Linked DNA regions of Mus musculus: region 1 is linked to region 2. The links are chromatin contacts, found by Hi-C or POLR2A ChIA-PET in ENCODE. All regions are on one chromosome and are shown on one strand. Each heading gives the region's core, a stretch centred on a gene start or an enhancer-like site at or near the end of the contact. The rest is flanking DNA. Distances are from core to core; before and after follow the strand shown. Region 1 overlaps Nav1 (neuron navigator 1). Region 2 overlaps Ppp1r12b (protein phosphatase 1, regulatory subunit 12B).

The links. A loop is a pair of places that touch in the nucleus more often than their neighbours do. ChIA-PET counts read pairs that join two places held with the same protein, here RNA polymerase II (POLR2A).
Region 1: a map of regulatory T cell shows a loop between it and region 2 (2.8-fold over the local background). The contact joins two enhancer-like sites. A Hi-C loop is called at or near these places in 1 of 37 maps with a recorded cell type or tissue (regulatory T cell). POLR2A ChIA-PET finds 5 or more read pairs at or near these places in 1 of 5 experiments (Patski).

The regions. Positions count from the first base shown.
Region 1 is chr1:135,478,276-135,485,770 of GRCm38, reverse strand. The region is part of intron 3 of Nav1 (neuron navigator 1); the gene reads left to right. Among named protein-coding and RNA genes, the nearest start is that of Mir1231, 27 kb to the right of the region's middle. Within about 2 kb of position 3,955, at least 1 of the 3 ENCODE cell types and tissues checked has a DNase peak (open chromatin) inside an H3K27ac peak, as active enhancers do.
Region 2 is chr1:134,906,819-134,914,504 of GRCm38, reverse strand. All of the region lies in intron 1 of Ppp1r12b (protein phosphatase 1, regulatory subunit 12B), which reads left to right. Among named protein-coding and RNA genes, the nearest start is that of Gm51265, 36 kb to the left of the region's middle. Within about 2 kb of position 4,889, at least 2 of the 3 ENCODE cell types and tissues checked have a DNase peak (open chromatin) inside an H3K27ac peak, as active enhancers do.

The DNA.
Region 1 (7,495 bases), core at 2,706-5,205, 570 kb before region 2:
CCAGCTAGGCGGTTTCCTCGCGATGGACCGTGTCCCACCCATTCCCGGAACTCTGAAGCAAAATAAACCTTTCTCCCTTACATTGCTCTGGCCAAAGTATTTTGTCTCAGCAGAGAGAACGTCATTAAATCAGAAAGTGCTTTTAATTACTAACACTATTAGTTTTCTCGATTGGAGTAGTGTGCACTTACTGCTAATCTGTCTTGAAGTCGAGTTCTCCTGTGTAATCCCCGTTCTTCAGAGTTTCTTCCTGGTGATCTTTACCTTTGCTGAAAACTTGACATAACTCCCAGTTTAAAACAACCAGGTACTGGCACCCTTCTGACCAGCTGCCTCCTCTTACTCAGGGGCCGAACCCATCCTTCCCTCCCATTGTCTGGCCTTGTTGGCTGGATTTGCCTGGCTTGCCTCTGGCCCTGCCAAACCACAGACATGTAACGGAGCAGACATTCTACTCCCCCTCGCTCCAGGAGTTGTCCGAGTCCACACAGGGGTGAGAAGATAACTGACTTTAAGGATAGCAAAAGATGGTCTTGGTATACTTTCAAAGCTAAGCACCGCACAGTTGCCCAATTTTGTTCTAATTCTTCCACCGCCGCTATGTCTCTCTCCAGCTTGTCCCTGCCTGCCTCCCTTTTTCTTTTAGACCAAGCCTCTCTCATTAACATGACTTGCCATCTTCCTGCCTAAACCGTCAGAGCGCTGGGATAACCAGCAGGTGCTGCCACTTACAGCCCTGTTGTCTTTTTTGGAAAACACTCTGACCTTTTTCACCTCCTAAATATTTTCTGAAGACCATGGCTACAAACCCAGCGTGTACCCTAACAGTTCTTCCACGTTCGGTGTCAGTGAGAAGGACAGATGCAGTTCAGTCACACACTGTAGCCTTCTCAGGTCATGACTGCTACAGCCGTTAATGAATTTCAGTTCCTCTAAGCTGACACCTAGAGCAGTGACCTACAGCTTCTTATGTAGGACAGAGCTTTCCAGGACAAATGAAATGCAAGCCCCGTGTGTAACTTTAAACTTTCTAGTAAAAACAGTTTTTTAAAAGTAAAGCAGAAGTTAGCTATGTTCGGGCTGGTGAGATGGCTCAGTGGGTTAGAGCACCCGACTGCTCTTCCGAAGGTCCAGAGTTCAAATCCCAGCAACCACATGGTGGCTCACAACCATCCGTAACAAGATCTGACTCCCTCTTCTGGAGTGTCTGAAGACAGCTACAGTGTACTTACATATAATAAATAAATAAATCTTTAAAAAAAAAAAAAAAAAAAAAGAAGTTAGCTATGTTCTTTTAAAACGAATACATCAAAAATATTGTTTTAAAATAGAATTTATATAAAATTATTAATAAAATTTTTTTCCATTTTTTTTCTTCCTACTAATAAGTCTTTGAGCTTGCCACATTCCAGGTACTCTGTGACAACAGGGTCAGCACAGATCTAGATCACCACGCTGCTTTTAAAAAGAGGAAAATTTAAAACAATTCAACAAGCTGTGCAGCCAACTCCCATCACCATGGACAGGACCCAGGCTCCATGATGGATTGTGCACTCTTAAACCTGGAGCCAAAATAAACCAAAATGGGAGGGAAGCTGAGGGGCAGTGAACAAGGGAGTCTGTTTGCTGGAGCCACCCATATCCCCGTGACTCTGAGTCACCCGGGGAAAGCATGGAATCTCACCTCCCTGAAGAACGAACAGAAGACAAATGAATAGTGCGATCTCTTTGCAATCCTAGGTTGGTTGAATTAATTCGAGTCCTAAACATGTTCCCTTGTTTAGATGCATTGACTTAGGCTTAGCCTGAGACAAATAGTTCTTTGTGTCATTTGCTTGAGATTTCATAACTTTGTCTCTTCCTAACAAGAGTTTATTACACACTGCTAGACTTTTTAAAGTAAATGAGTGCTTATGTAAAGTCCAGACAGAAACATAAACACTTAATGTTGAATTATTTTTACCTACAAGAAGTTTTCTTATGATTGGACCTATTCCATCCATCAGTTCATGGAGATATCTTTTTCATTCGCCTAATTTTCTACAGATTTATTTCTATGAATGTTTATTTCATGTGTATGAGTGTTATCCCTGCATGTATGCAGTGCACACAGAGGCTAGAAGAGGGCATCATATCCCCTAGAACTGGAGTTATAGGTGGTTGTGAGCTGCCATGTGGGTGCTGGGAATTGAACTTGGGTCCTTGTAAGACCAGCCAGCGCTTTTAACCACTGAGCCATCTCTAATTTTTTGAGACAGGACTTCACTTTACAGCCCACACGGACCTCAGCACAGTCCTCCTGTCTTTTCTTGCTAAATGCTAGGATTATGTACTAGTCGCTCGTCTTGTTGCTGTGACAAAACAGCTGCCGAAAGCAGCACACGGGAGAGGGTTTATTTTAGCTCAAGGTCCTGTGGCTCACAGTCCTGTGGCTCACAGTCCAAGGGTGCAGTCCATCAAGATGGGGAAGCTAAGGCAGCAGAACTGTGAGGTAACTGGGCAGGTCCTGGCTGCAGTCAGAAAGCTGCACACTTGTAGAAGACTCATGCTCGGCTCTTATTTATGTAGTCCACGTTGATTAACCATAATCTAGATAATTTCTCACAGGCATGCCTACATGCTCCTTTAATCTAGACATGCTCACAGAGAACAGCCTCATTTCTAGCTAGAAGGAAGGTTAGCTTCCTTGGAAGGATAAGTCAATTTTTAGTCTAAGCATTTAATTTTACCCCAGACTACACAGGGCTTTGCAAGCTTCTATTGCCCCTTAAAAGTATTGAGAATAATTGGAATCTTAGGGGCAGATCTCATGGGATAATCACCACCCGCACACACAATACAACCATCCAATGACAGCCATCTACAAAACATGTGCACTATGAAAGTACTGCTTCTTGGGCTGGAGAGATGGCTCAGAGGTTAAGAACATTGGCTGTTCTTCCAAAGGTCCTGAGTTCAATTCCCAGCAACCTCATAGTGGATCACATCCATCTAAAATAAGATCTGGTGCCTACTTCTAGCTTGCAGTTATATATGCAAGCAGAACACTGTATACATAATAAATCTTTTTTTTTAAAGTCCTGCTTCTTTGTGGATCCATGGACTTTCTAGCTATTGGGCACTCTAGAGCCAGGCTCATATTTGCCACCTGCTCAGGATGATCTAAATTCTTTTGTCACCGTTGCCTATTTAACTATAACTCAGGCGACAGCCATCCATCCCATCTGATGTGTGTATGCTTGATAGAACACAATGCTAATTTGTTGGTAAAGGGATGGAGATTCAGAAGTCTTCTGACTCTAGTTCTGGTTTTTTGGGATTGTTGGGTGATTTGCTTGTCTGAAGTTGGGTGCATTTAGAGGTCAAATGACTCCCAGCTATCTTGAGCCTATTTAGAGTTTAGAAGGCAATGTCAGCTTCTCTCTGTCCTAGATGGGAAAGCAGGAAGTTGGAAGTATCTCCTGGATACTTCTATGGTAGACGTCCAAGTCCAAAACTCTTCCTGAGGATAATTCCAAAAAAGAAAACGAAGTGGGCCCAGGGTTGTTTAAAACAACTTACTGTAGTTTAGATATTTCTCTACCATCAGAGAAGAATGAAAGATTCCATGTTCATGATCCTCACCGGATAAGCGCCAGTTTGAGCAGCTTGGTCAGTGATCCTCCAGGCATATATATTCTGGACAGAAGAACCAGCTCATTATTCAAGCGTGGCTTTTGAGAACTTCACTATGACACCGCAGCAATCATTTTTTTCCTGTGCAGTCACACGCCAGTCCACCCTTCAGTTAGTAAGGCCACACCCTTGGCCCTCTGGCTGCCCAAAGGCCTCCTTGGCCATTCTAGTTTCATGAGCCCAAAATGTAGGGGGCAGACACTGTGAGAGAAGTCTGGGAGGGGTGGCCAATCCTAGCCAAGAGCCATGTGAACACTGGTGTTTTTCCCAGACGGGAGGAGAGTCCCCTGCCCCGTGGATCACCACGTGCCCGCACAGACACAAACCGTGCAGTGTTCAGAGGAGCTGGCCCCCTCTCAGTCCTTCTTTTCATCCTGCAGCAGAGATGGGACGCAGCAGAGTGTTCCTTAGACTGGGGTATCAGCTCGAGGAAGTGGGCAAGAAAATAAGAAGGATAATCAGTTTCCATTATTAGAGCCTAGATGAAGGGCTTTATTTATTCTAAGGGCGCTCAGGGGGAGAATTTAGTATCACAGTATATGGCATTCTTACCTAACAGGGATACACTGGGTAAGCATTGTAAACAGTGTAGTATAGATAGATTTTTTTTTTAACTTATTTATTTTGTGTGAGTGTGTATATGAGAGAGATGGGGGAGCTTGAGGGCGGGGGTGGGGTGGGAGCACATCACATCACATAGGTAGAGGAGAGGTCAAAGGGCAACTTGGAAGGAGTTAGTTCTCATCTTCCTCCTTGGTCAAGCAGGGTCTCTTGTTGTTACTGCTAAGAAAACTACCCCAGGCTCTGGTCCACAGACCTGAGTCTCTCGTGTTTTACTCCATCTTGCCTTAGGTGTGCTGAGATTACAGATGGACACTACTGCACCCAGTGTTTTACATGGGTTCTGGGAATTGAACTCAGGACCTCTGGAAGAACAGCCCTTGCTCTTAACTACTGAACCATCTCTCCAGCCCTAGGCAGCACTTTTACCCATTGAGCCATTTTCCTGGCCAAGTGTTCTAATTGAACTAAGTTCCAGAAGGAAGTGAGCTGTTCCTAGGAGAGAGGAGTGCATGTCAGTCTTAGACTCCCTCGTGTGGTAGACAGGAACACAAATCCATGGATAAGGAGAAGAGAATAGCTGAATTTCATACAAAATTAAGAGTTACCTATGGGCGGGCTACAGACGTCCTAATCACAGGTCATGGGTACCTATTCCTAATTGTTTCTTGGAAGGTCCTCCCTACATTCACTGTTGCCTTGAACTGAAGACTGAAGGCAGAGCAGAAAGCTCAGAAACACCCAGCACACAGCCATTAGCACAGGGCCTTCGTGGAGCTCAGAACATACATAGCACAGTATAGTGAACTCTGAGAGCAGGAAAGGAGAGAAGAGAAAGATTCTAAAAGAACCAGAACCTTTCACTGAGTGTATAGAAGGGCCCACCAGTAGCGAGTATCATCATAGGACAGAAAGCAAAGCTGGTGGCTGGTGCCCAGTGGCTGGGCAGAGAGAGACTACGCTGGAGTCCCTTGTGCTCAGAGCAAAGTCCTGCTGAAAGGACCATCTTGCTCCTGCATTGGAGAACTGACTGAGCAAATCTACAACAAAGCCCAGACCCAAGTGTCCTACGAAGTATATGGTGCTTTTTCTACACCACTCGACTGTGGTCCTTTTTAGATATTTAATATCACCATTATAATTAAAAACAGAAAGCAAAAAACAAAACCACAAGACTCAAAAAAAAAAAGAAGCAGAAACATATGACTAAGGAGGAAAATAGTCAGTAGAAGCAGACCTGCAGATGACCAGGATATCAGAATTAGCCAGTGAGAGGTATACGTACTCTTTATAAATATGCTTAAGGACCTAGAAAAGGTTAATTATGTTCTTGAAAAGATAATGAATTTTAACAGTTAGTTGGACCATCTAAGACACATTTATGGCCTGTGCATCACCACCCCCCAGTAAGGATTATTTGGAGACAAATTGCTAGTCATGTCTGTACCAGTCCCAAAGTCACCACCCTTCCTTGAGGTTTTGCATTCCTACTTTTGGATAAGCCAGGAATTCAAGTCCACAAGTGAGCTAAGTGCCTGCTATTTCAAGATACCATACAAGCAAGATAGACGAGATTCAGTCCCAGCCCTCAGAGAAGTGGGACAACTGTGCAAGACATGGCATTTGGTCTTAACCTTGAAGAAAGGCCAGATGTCCATGTGAGACGGACAGAGCTTGTATCCACTGATGGGAAAACCCTGGGTCAATGCCTGGACTCCAGAATCTTCGTTAGGACCCAAGTCATTGCACTGTGAGAGCAGAACCAGATTCCCCTGCGGCGACTGCGTTCCCTGTGATCCAGTGAGATAACTGGTCATCTAGGGGAAGGAGAGGGAAATAGAAGCGGGGGCGGGGGGGGGGGGTACATATTAAGTCAGTATTTTTGTTGTTGTTGTTGTTGTTTTTTGTTTGTTTGGTTTTTGAGACAGGGTTTCTCTGTGTAGCCCTGGCTGTCCTGGAACTCACTCTGTAGACCAGGCTGGCCTCGAACTCAGAAATCCGCCTGCCTCTGCCTCCCAAGTGCTGGGATTAAAGGCGTGCGCCATCAATGCCCAGCTTGTTTGTTTTGATGACAGGGTAAAACAGGAATCATTTGAAGATGTAACTATTTGGTAAAGCAATAGAGAGATAGGAAGGTGTTCGTGGGAAGGAGGATGGGGAGGCAGGAGAACAGCAAACATAAGTATCCTATAGAGCAAAGTATTTACCCGAGTCTGCACTCACTGACAAGCTCGTCATATTTCATTGTCCTGTCTGTGTCTGACCTTACCCTTGTGCGGTTATTCACAGTCGTTTCCTTTTCTAGTCTGAGAGCAGATGAAAGTGACGTGGGATGTTCCGTAGGAGCTCCTCCAGGCTTCTCGTCTGCCTCAGTTGCCTGGTGGGGGTGGTTGGTTGGGCTTGTGAAAAGATTAGATTGTAAAGAAATTTTAAAGTCTTTCTGCTGTTTTACGACCTGGCGGGTTTAGGTCTAGCTTGTTGCTGCCCAGGTCTCTTGTCCCCACCTGAGATCTGCTTGAGGAACAGCGGTAAGGAGAAGTCGGAGGACCGAACAGTGCTCGGTACTGTCCTCGAAGAGAGCTGGAAAGTTTCTCTTTTGGCTGAACAATAGAAAGGAGGCAGCAGAGAGCATGTGAGTGAGCACAGAGATTCTGCACGCCAAACAACAGATGCGGTCGCTCTCCGGTGTCGGTCCTGTGCTCCTCTGTATTCTTTGGGGGCCAGGTGTACATTGCCTTTCTGTCTCCCTGGCCCTCTTGAATGGCTGCTGTGTTCTGTGTGGTACTTGCTCTGAGTCATACTGTGCTGATAAACTGTTCAAACGCCCCTGAAGATTTCCTGTCCTTGCACGGTAAGCAGTCTCAGGTCTCAGGATGGACCTTGTCCATCCAGCCACTTTTCTCCTATAGCTCTTAATTGAACAACAACAACAAAATATCTTCTAAATGGTTCTTTTAGCCTCCTCTGATCAGATTCTAAAACTTAAGTCTGCTGTTTCTTCAGTGACTCAAAAGCTGCCCACTGGGGTACCTCGTCTCCCAACCCCCAAAAGCAAGCTCTGTTAAAAGTCATTTGGGACATTTTGTTGCTGATCAATTGATATATATTACAACTACCACAAAAGTAAAATGAAAATAAGAATTTTCTCTTAAATCAGAAAATATCATTACTATAAAGGATAAGAGAAACTGGGTTGTAATGATGCTTGTCTTTGATCCCAGCATTCTGGGGGTTGGGGGAGGGGGCAGAGGCAGGCAGA
Region 2 (7,686 bases), core at 3,640-6,139:
GAACCAGTATCTGTAGACTTGCATCTGTAGCCAGAAATTCACTTAATTCTATTACTAGTGAAACTTGAATGTAGTCTATTTGGAAGTCATGGAGAGTTCATATTGTATTTATGCTTATTGTTGTAGATTTATATTTATGTGTATATATTAGTTTCCTTGTGTGGAGAAGACTGAACCTTGTAGACTCGTGGACACTATTAGGCGTTTAGTAGTGATAGCAACTGTTTACATAGCATGTGACCATGTTCCATGTGCTCAAGGTTTTATATGCATTAACTCATTCTTTCCTAATTGGGTGGGACCCCACACAGACCTTACAGTTATTGACATGGTCTTTTCACAGGCGAAGGCACTTGTTAAAGAAATCACTGAATCAGTAGGCCTGGGAGGTGAATCCAGGAATTCCAGTTCCAGAGTCTATTTTTAACATTTAACTAGCATAGTATTCTACATAGGGTTATATAATATTTGTTTAGTATCTTTTACTGTATAGGATGTATGGAACATATGGGGCATGAATGTGATATCGACAAGTATATTACAGAATTTTGGATTTACAAAACTCCCTATTGAAAATACGTTGGGAAAAGAATTTCTTTAATAGGTCCCTTTAGGATAGATTTTGTGTATTGACTCAAACTGGATGTATCTGAACTTCCTGTTATTTCTTTGTGGCTTCCATGCTTTATCCAACTTGTGTTGCAGGATTGCCTGCCTTTTTTCCTAAGCCGTGGATCTTTGCCCGGGCTGTGGCTTTCAGGCTGTACTCCTGCGGCTTGTGAAACACTTGTTTATGGGCACAGAGTGATCTGGAGTTAAATACAAAAATCCCTCTCCATGGAACAGCAATTTATTCTACATGCCAAGTTGGCACAGAATAGACCTTGGGGGGGGGGCTGTGGCTAAAACAGGTAGCCAAGATATGAAGGAGGTTTCCAATCTAGACTCATGCTAAAATAGAATGGTAATGAAAACACTTCAGTGGGCTCTTTGTAGTTTATATTTTATACTTAGGCTAATTTGGAGTGGCCAATCCAGTTTCACTGTCTACTTTACTCAAAATTTTTGGAGGATTAGACTAATAACAAATTATATATGTTAAAAATATATCTAGCAAGATGGGATCAAGAATTACAAATATTTCATAAGCAAAGTGGTATATCTTATCCCTGGTCCATGAACTCAATTTTATAGATGCTTCTATATTGGTAGATAGAAAACATTTATTTAGTTGGTTCTGCAATTGAATATGTGACATTAAATAAGTCATTAAGTTATACCTTAAAAATTACATTTGTTTATTTTTGTTTGTGTTTATGTGCTTTGGTGCTTGTGTGGAGGTCAGAGAACAGCTTGCTGGAACCAGTTTTCCCTTCCAACTTGTGAATCTTAGAGATTGGACTCAGGTCGTCAGGTTTGGTGTGAAGCGTCGTTTCATTGCCACACCCCCTGCCCCTCCAAAAAATAGTGTTCATGATAGAGTTCAGGGTTAGAGTCTGCTGTCTAGTGTGTACTTGGTCTCCAGTGACACAAAACAAACAAGAAATAAGAATTAAAGTTACTCAAATATGTATACTTTTTTGTTCTAAGGGAAAAAAATGACCCTTGGTCTTTTTACCAGTACCAATAGGCCTTATTTATTGTTCCTCAAAGTTAGGACTCTCAAGAGCAGAGAGTAGAGACTGGGTGATGAGAGCATGGGTCTTCTATGTGAAGATAGTACTGGCCTTGAAGAGTGTGCCGGCATTTTAATCTTTTCAACTCCATTTAACAATCTTAAAACGGTACCTGTTTGTATGTGTATGCACATGTGTGTGAGTGTGGGGGTCAGAGGACAGTTTGTGTTTGTATGTTTATGCACATTTGTGTGAGTGTGGAGGTCAGAGGACAGTTTGTGGTAGTTGGTTCTTTCCTTCTATTCTGTCAAGTTTGGTGGTAAGCATCTTACCTACAGAGTCATCTTGCAGCCTCATAATTTTGAAACTTAAGTATTATTAATGCTGAGGCCATTTCATATTTTATGTTTGTAGGTAAGAGAAGGAAGGTGTCCTCTGGTCTTAATTTATAAACATGTATTCTTGAAATAAATGCTAGTCTCCTGAGAACACAAATCAAAATGTGACGGTTGATGAGAAATTTTGTGTTTTGTGTTCTCAGAAATAATCTCACTATATAGCTGTAGCTGCCTCAGCCTCACTGTGTAGCCAGGGTGGCCTTGAACTTGTCAATACCTCTGCCTCAGCTTTCTTGACTGCCGAGTTAGGGGGCATGTACCATTACGTCTGGCTAATGGAAAATTCTTCACTTCTGCTTTCCCTTGGCCATCTGTGTTTGAAAGGCCACTGATCTGTGTCCAGAGCCTGCCTGACCAGTGAGTGCATAGTCAGATATAGTTCTCACCATCTAAGAGCCAGACCTTCTCTGCCAGCACAGTTCTGAGTCTTTCACACAGGACTGACAGCAGCTGGAGTCACCTGTCACAGTGTAGACTGCTCTAATGGTTCTGTTAAGCAGCAGTCACATTATATCATGTTTGGAATGGGAGACAGGTACTTGGAAGAACTGACTGAAGTGCGGGATCAGTCGATCTTAGGGACTGTATGTTAAAGCCTCTTGTATGCTGATGGTGGGGATTTCCAGACTTACTAATACATAACCTGTATAATTTCTTGTCATATGATGACGTTACCTTATGGGAGCAAAATTTTGGGTCTACAGATTTGGGGTTGACAGGGAGCTCACCTATCAGCATGGCTCCCTGCCCTACCAAGATTTAGTTTCTGTTTTGGTGTTCATCCAGGATACCTCCAGCCAATCTGGTATGATCACACAAACCTGTATTCCTACTTCTTGGGAGGTAGAGGCAGAAGGATCAGGAATTTAAGGTCATCCTCCATACACAGTGAATTTGAAGTCTGGCTACATGATACCCTATCTCAGTCACTTTCCCCCAGTTGCTAATGGGAGACCCATGGGGTTAGATCTGTCAGGGCTTTACTGTTTGAGCTAAAGCTTGGGTTACAGAAGGAAGGCATTATATTTAATATATTATTTTGAAGAGCTGTGTAATCTCTGGGGAAATTTGGAAAAGAAGGGATCAGTGGCTGCTGATATTGTCAGTTAATGTAGCAAGAAGTTGAGAGTATAAGGCAGTCTCTAGATTTGGACTCCCTAATCTGTGTCAATTTGACGTTTCCTATGGCTTCTGTAACATACTACCACAAACTTGTTGGCTTTCAACAACATGAAATTACTTTTCCCAATTCTGGAAAACAGATGTCTGAAACCAAGGTATCAGTAGGGCCATATTCCTTCTTGGATATATATGTTGTATTTAATACCACATCTATGGTATCTGTTAACAGACTCTAGGTATTTCTTCAGTTTAGGATTGTAAGCGAATGCTTCCATGAGAATTGGCTATACAGATAACTCCTTGAGACACTGCTTTCAAATCTTTTGATTTTTATGATTCAAACTCTCTTTTTGGATAGAACAGAAATGGTAATTGCAGGATGTTTGTTTGTTTTGTTTTGTTTTAAGGAACCACCATGCTGTTTCTATAGAGACTACAACATAGTAAACTAATTCAGTGGACTCAGGTTTAATTTTTTCACACCTGGAAAAAAATTTTATTTTTTTCCTTAATTTATCTATTTATTTATTTTTGAGACAGACTCTTGACTGTTCAACCTCACTTTCAGAACACACTCTTTAGACCAGGCTGCCCTGGAATTCAGAGATCTGCCTGTGGCTGCCTGCTGAGTGCTAGGATTAAAGACCTGTCAACTGTGGTATTGGTTTGCATTTCCATAATAATTGGTGATGCTAAGTACTTTCTCATGTTTTTTGGCCATTTTAAAACACAGAGACAAGTCTGTTAAAGTCTTCCCCCATTTTTAAAGTTAGATTGCTTTTGTTGAGTTTTAAATGTACCCTATATATCCTAGATAATGTCTTTATCAGGCACCTGGCTTTCAATTTTTCTCTCTGTTCTAAGGGCAGTCTGAGGTAACTAGCAGTGTCTTTTGGCGTTCCCTGACCCCTAAAAGGGACAGCACCTTTTCCATCAGGATTTATTGAAAGTAAGGCAAACACAGGATAAAAAAAATGCAGGAGTTAGGCTATACTAAACCTAGCTTCTGTCAGTAAGCACCTAGAGCTGGACTCTGTGAAGGGCTGGTTGTAGGCAAAACAGGTAGCCTGAGAGTTCTCCTGGGACACAACAGCAAGGTCAGCCTAAGAGCCGGCACTCAGTGGTGCTGACAGTTGGAGGCTATTCTGGGACCCGGAGGACTTTGTTTTGTAAGGCCTTGTGCTCCCAGATTAACTCTGGCTTTAGTCAACCCCAAGCCACTTCAGCCTTCGATCTAGAGAGCAGTGATAGGTACAGTAGAAAGAGCACAGTGCCCATATTATTGATAAAAGAGAGCACTTTCCATTAGAGCTTGTCTTTACTATATGTTGATTGTGAAAACCTTTATTTACCAAGCAACTTTTGGAATAGTTCTTTTGGACTAAGAATTAAGTACACACCTCTATTTCAGAGCTTAAAACAAAATTTTCTTTAGTGATATTCTCGTGCATCTTTAGGAATACAAGCTAAGAGGAAATGCACTTGAGTCACAGATTTGACTTGAAGCAAAGAAATTCCCCCGTTGTTATAACGGTTAACACCCAAAGCTGTTTAGCTTCCTTCCCAAGGAAAGGATTGAGCTCCTGCCTGGAGAATTCAGTATAGCTCTGGGTAGAGGCATGGGCAGAGATTTGCAGATGGGTGACTCTGCTCATGGACCATGCTGCAGTCATGAGTCAGCAGCACAGCTGCGGATGGAGTGGGCAGAGGACATCTAAATTTAGTCCTTACTCACTGGAGAAGATCTCAGGGAGCATCCTCTCCCTCCATACCCCAGTCATACCCTCCTGGGACCTGCAGGCGGGCGGAGCAGGGGCACTGCAGACCACGGTAGTCAGACTGCCGAGTCCTTAGCTCATCGATACAAGGCTTCTTTCCAGTTCAGTCGTACAACCCTGTATCCAAGAAGCCACGTACTCTGAAAATTAAGGAATTTCCTGAAATTAGACATACAAATTCCTATATCTGGCTAGTTTCCAGACATTTTTAAATCAAATTACTTTCCTTCCATAAGTACTAGTGAGAGCCATGGTGAGTGAGGATTAAATACATTTGGTGTGTGCGGCTGTTAAAGTATTGGCTTAAAAACAACACCAGGAAATGTTCCCAGCCCTCTGAGGTGGGTAGATTCCTGGCGCCTGGGATGAGTACACTGAACTTGTTAGGGTCCCTGTCCTGTCTGACTGCAGAAGCTGATGCTTTTAACCGCGTGTTGTCCTGCACTGTGTAGAGGAAGTGGAGTATGGTTTGCAGAATTGGGGTACTCTATCTAAAGTAATTCAGAGATTGTTGTTTTTGCCTAATCCCTATTCCAACTCTCTCTCTCGCTCACTCTCTTTCTCTCTTTCTCTCTCTCTCTCTGCACACATATGGTTGTAACATTTTAATTGAAGTATATGAAGAAAATTGAGTCTCACATGGATATATACTTGGAAACAGAAAGTGTATTTTAATAGACTGGTCAGTCAGTTATAGGTATTGTTCTTAGGTGGTTATTAAAATTTCCAGCAGCAATAATTTTGCTTTCTTTCTGGTTCTCATGTATCTGAAGTTAGCCTTGAACTTGCTGTGCAGCAAATGAGAATGATGAACTAATCCTCCTGCCTCTACCTCTCAAGTGCTGGGATTACAGATGTACACCACTTTGCATGGTCTCTGATGTCATAAACCATGGTGAAGAAGCTGCAGAGAAACGGTGTGCATGCTAGGCAGAAATTCTGCCAACTGAACTATAGCCCCAACATTGTTAGTTTGTTAAGTGTTGTTGGAAATGGAGACTGAAATTATATCAATGTACTGTCTTACTCTGTTGCATTAAAACCCATCAATCATCTGGGTATGGTGGCATATGGCATTGATCCTAGCAGTTGGGAATCATAGGCAGGTGGATTTCTGTGAGTTCAAGGCCAGCCAGGGCTACATAGTGAGACCCTGTCTACAAAACAAAACAATAGCAAAATCCATTAATCTAACTTATTCTTTGAATTAATTTTTTACCAATGCCTGATTTTCTAACACTATGTATTTAGTATTTGAAAACACAGGCTCATTGATTTATGTAGATCTTCTGAATATAAATATAGTTCATTATATACTATCAATTGATCCTATTTGTAGACCAGTGGTTCTCAACCTGTGGGTTTTAATCCTTTTGGGGATTGCGTATCAGATATCCTGCATATCAGATACTTATATTACAATTCATACAAAATTATAGTTATGAAGTAATAACAAAATAATTTTATGGTTAGGGATCATCGTAACTTGAGGGACTGCATTAAAGGGTGGCAGTGTTAGGAAGATGGAGAACCCCTGCTGTAGATAGCCCAGTGTAAGTATCAGAAGAGTATCAGGAAACTGTCAAGCTCTTGACAGTAGCCGTGCTTCCCAAAATTTCAGTTTTCATTTGCATGGTCAAATGTTATTATAGCAACAAAAGTTTTCTTTGTGGCTTTGTTCATTTTGATGTCTGAATAACAAATACTTTTTTGTTAGTTACTGTTTTCTGTATTAATAATATCTTTGGAAAAGTGGCTAGTTCATCTTGCAGCCCTGCACAAGTACTTTTCCTAGAAACAACCATCATATTGCAGAAGCCATTGTAGGACTTCAATTATGCTCTTCATTTTGTCACACAGAACATTAAAAAGACATCCCCTCAAAGGCTTAGTTTTAATTGTTAGTCATCATTTTAAATGATTTGTGTATGGGATGTTTTGCCTGTTTGTATGTCTGTGCACCATGTGCATGCAATACCAGAGGAGGCCAGAAGAGAGCATGATATTCCCCTGGAACTAGAGTTACAGATAATTATTAGCTGCCATGTGGGTGCTGGAAATCAAACCTGGATCCTCTGGAAGAGCAGCCAGTGATCTTAATCACTCAGCCATTTCTCCAGCCCCTAGACCAACAATCTTTATCACTGCATAAAAGTCCATTTTAGGTAGAGTGGTTTCTTGATGCAGTTGCCTTGATTAAATAAGGCATATTTATCTACCAGCAGATTTACCTACCATGGCTTTGGCAACATTAGTGCAAATGTCAACACAAAGAGAAGACAATCAATTTTCTAATATTATTGAGAAGACAAATTTTATTTGGCTAATGAATTCTAATTTTAATGGTTTTTTAATTGGAATATTTTATTTATTTACATTTCAAATGTTATCCCCTTTCCCAGTTTCCCCTCTTCAAACCCTCTATCCCATCCCCCCTTACTCTGCTCCTTCACCCAACCACTCACCTCTCTAGCATTCCTCTACACTGAGACCTCAAGCCTTCACAGGACCAAGGGCTTCCCCTCCCATTGAGGCCAGATAAGGCCCCTTCAGCTCCTTCAGTCCTTCCCCTAACTCCTCCATTGGGTCCCTGTGCTCAGTCCAATGGTTGGCTGTGAGCATCTGGATCTGTATTGGTCAGGATCTGGCAGAGCCTCTCAGGAGACAGCTGTATCAGGCTCCTGTCAGCAAGCACTTCTTGGCATCAGAAGTTGGTCCGGGTTCAGTGTCTGCATGTGGGATGGATCCCTAGGTGGGGCAGTCTCTGGATGG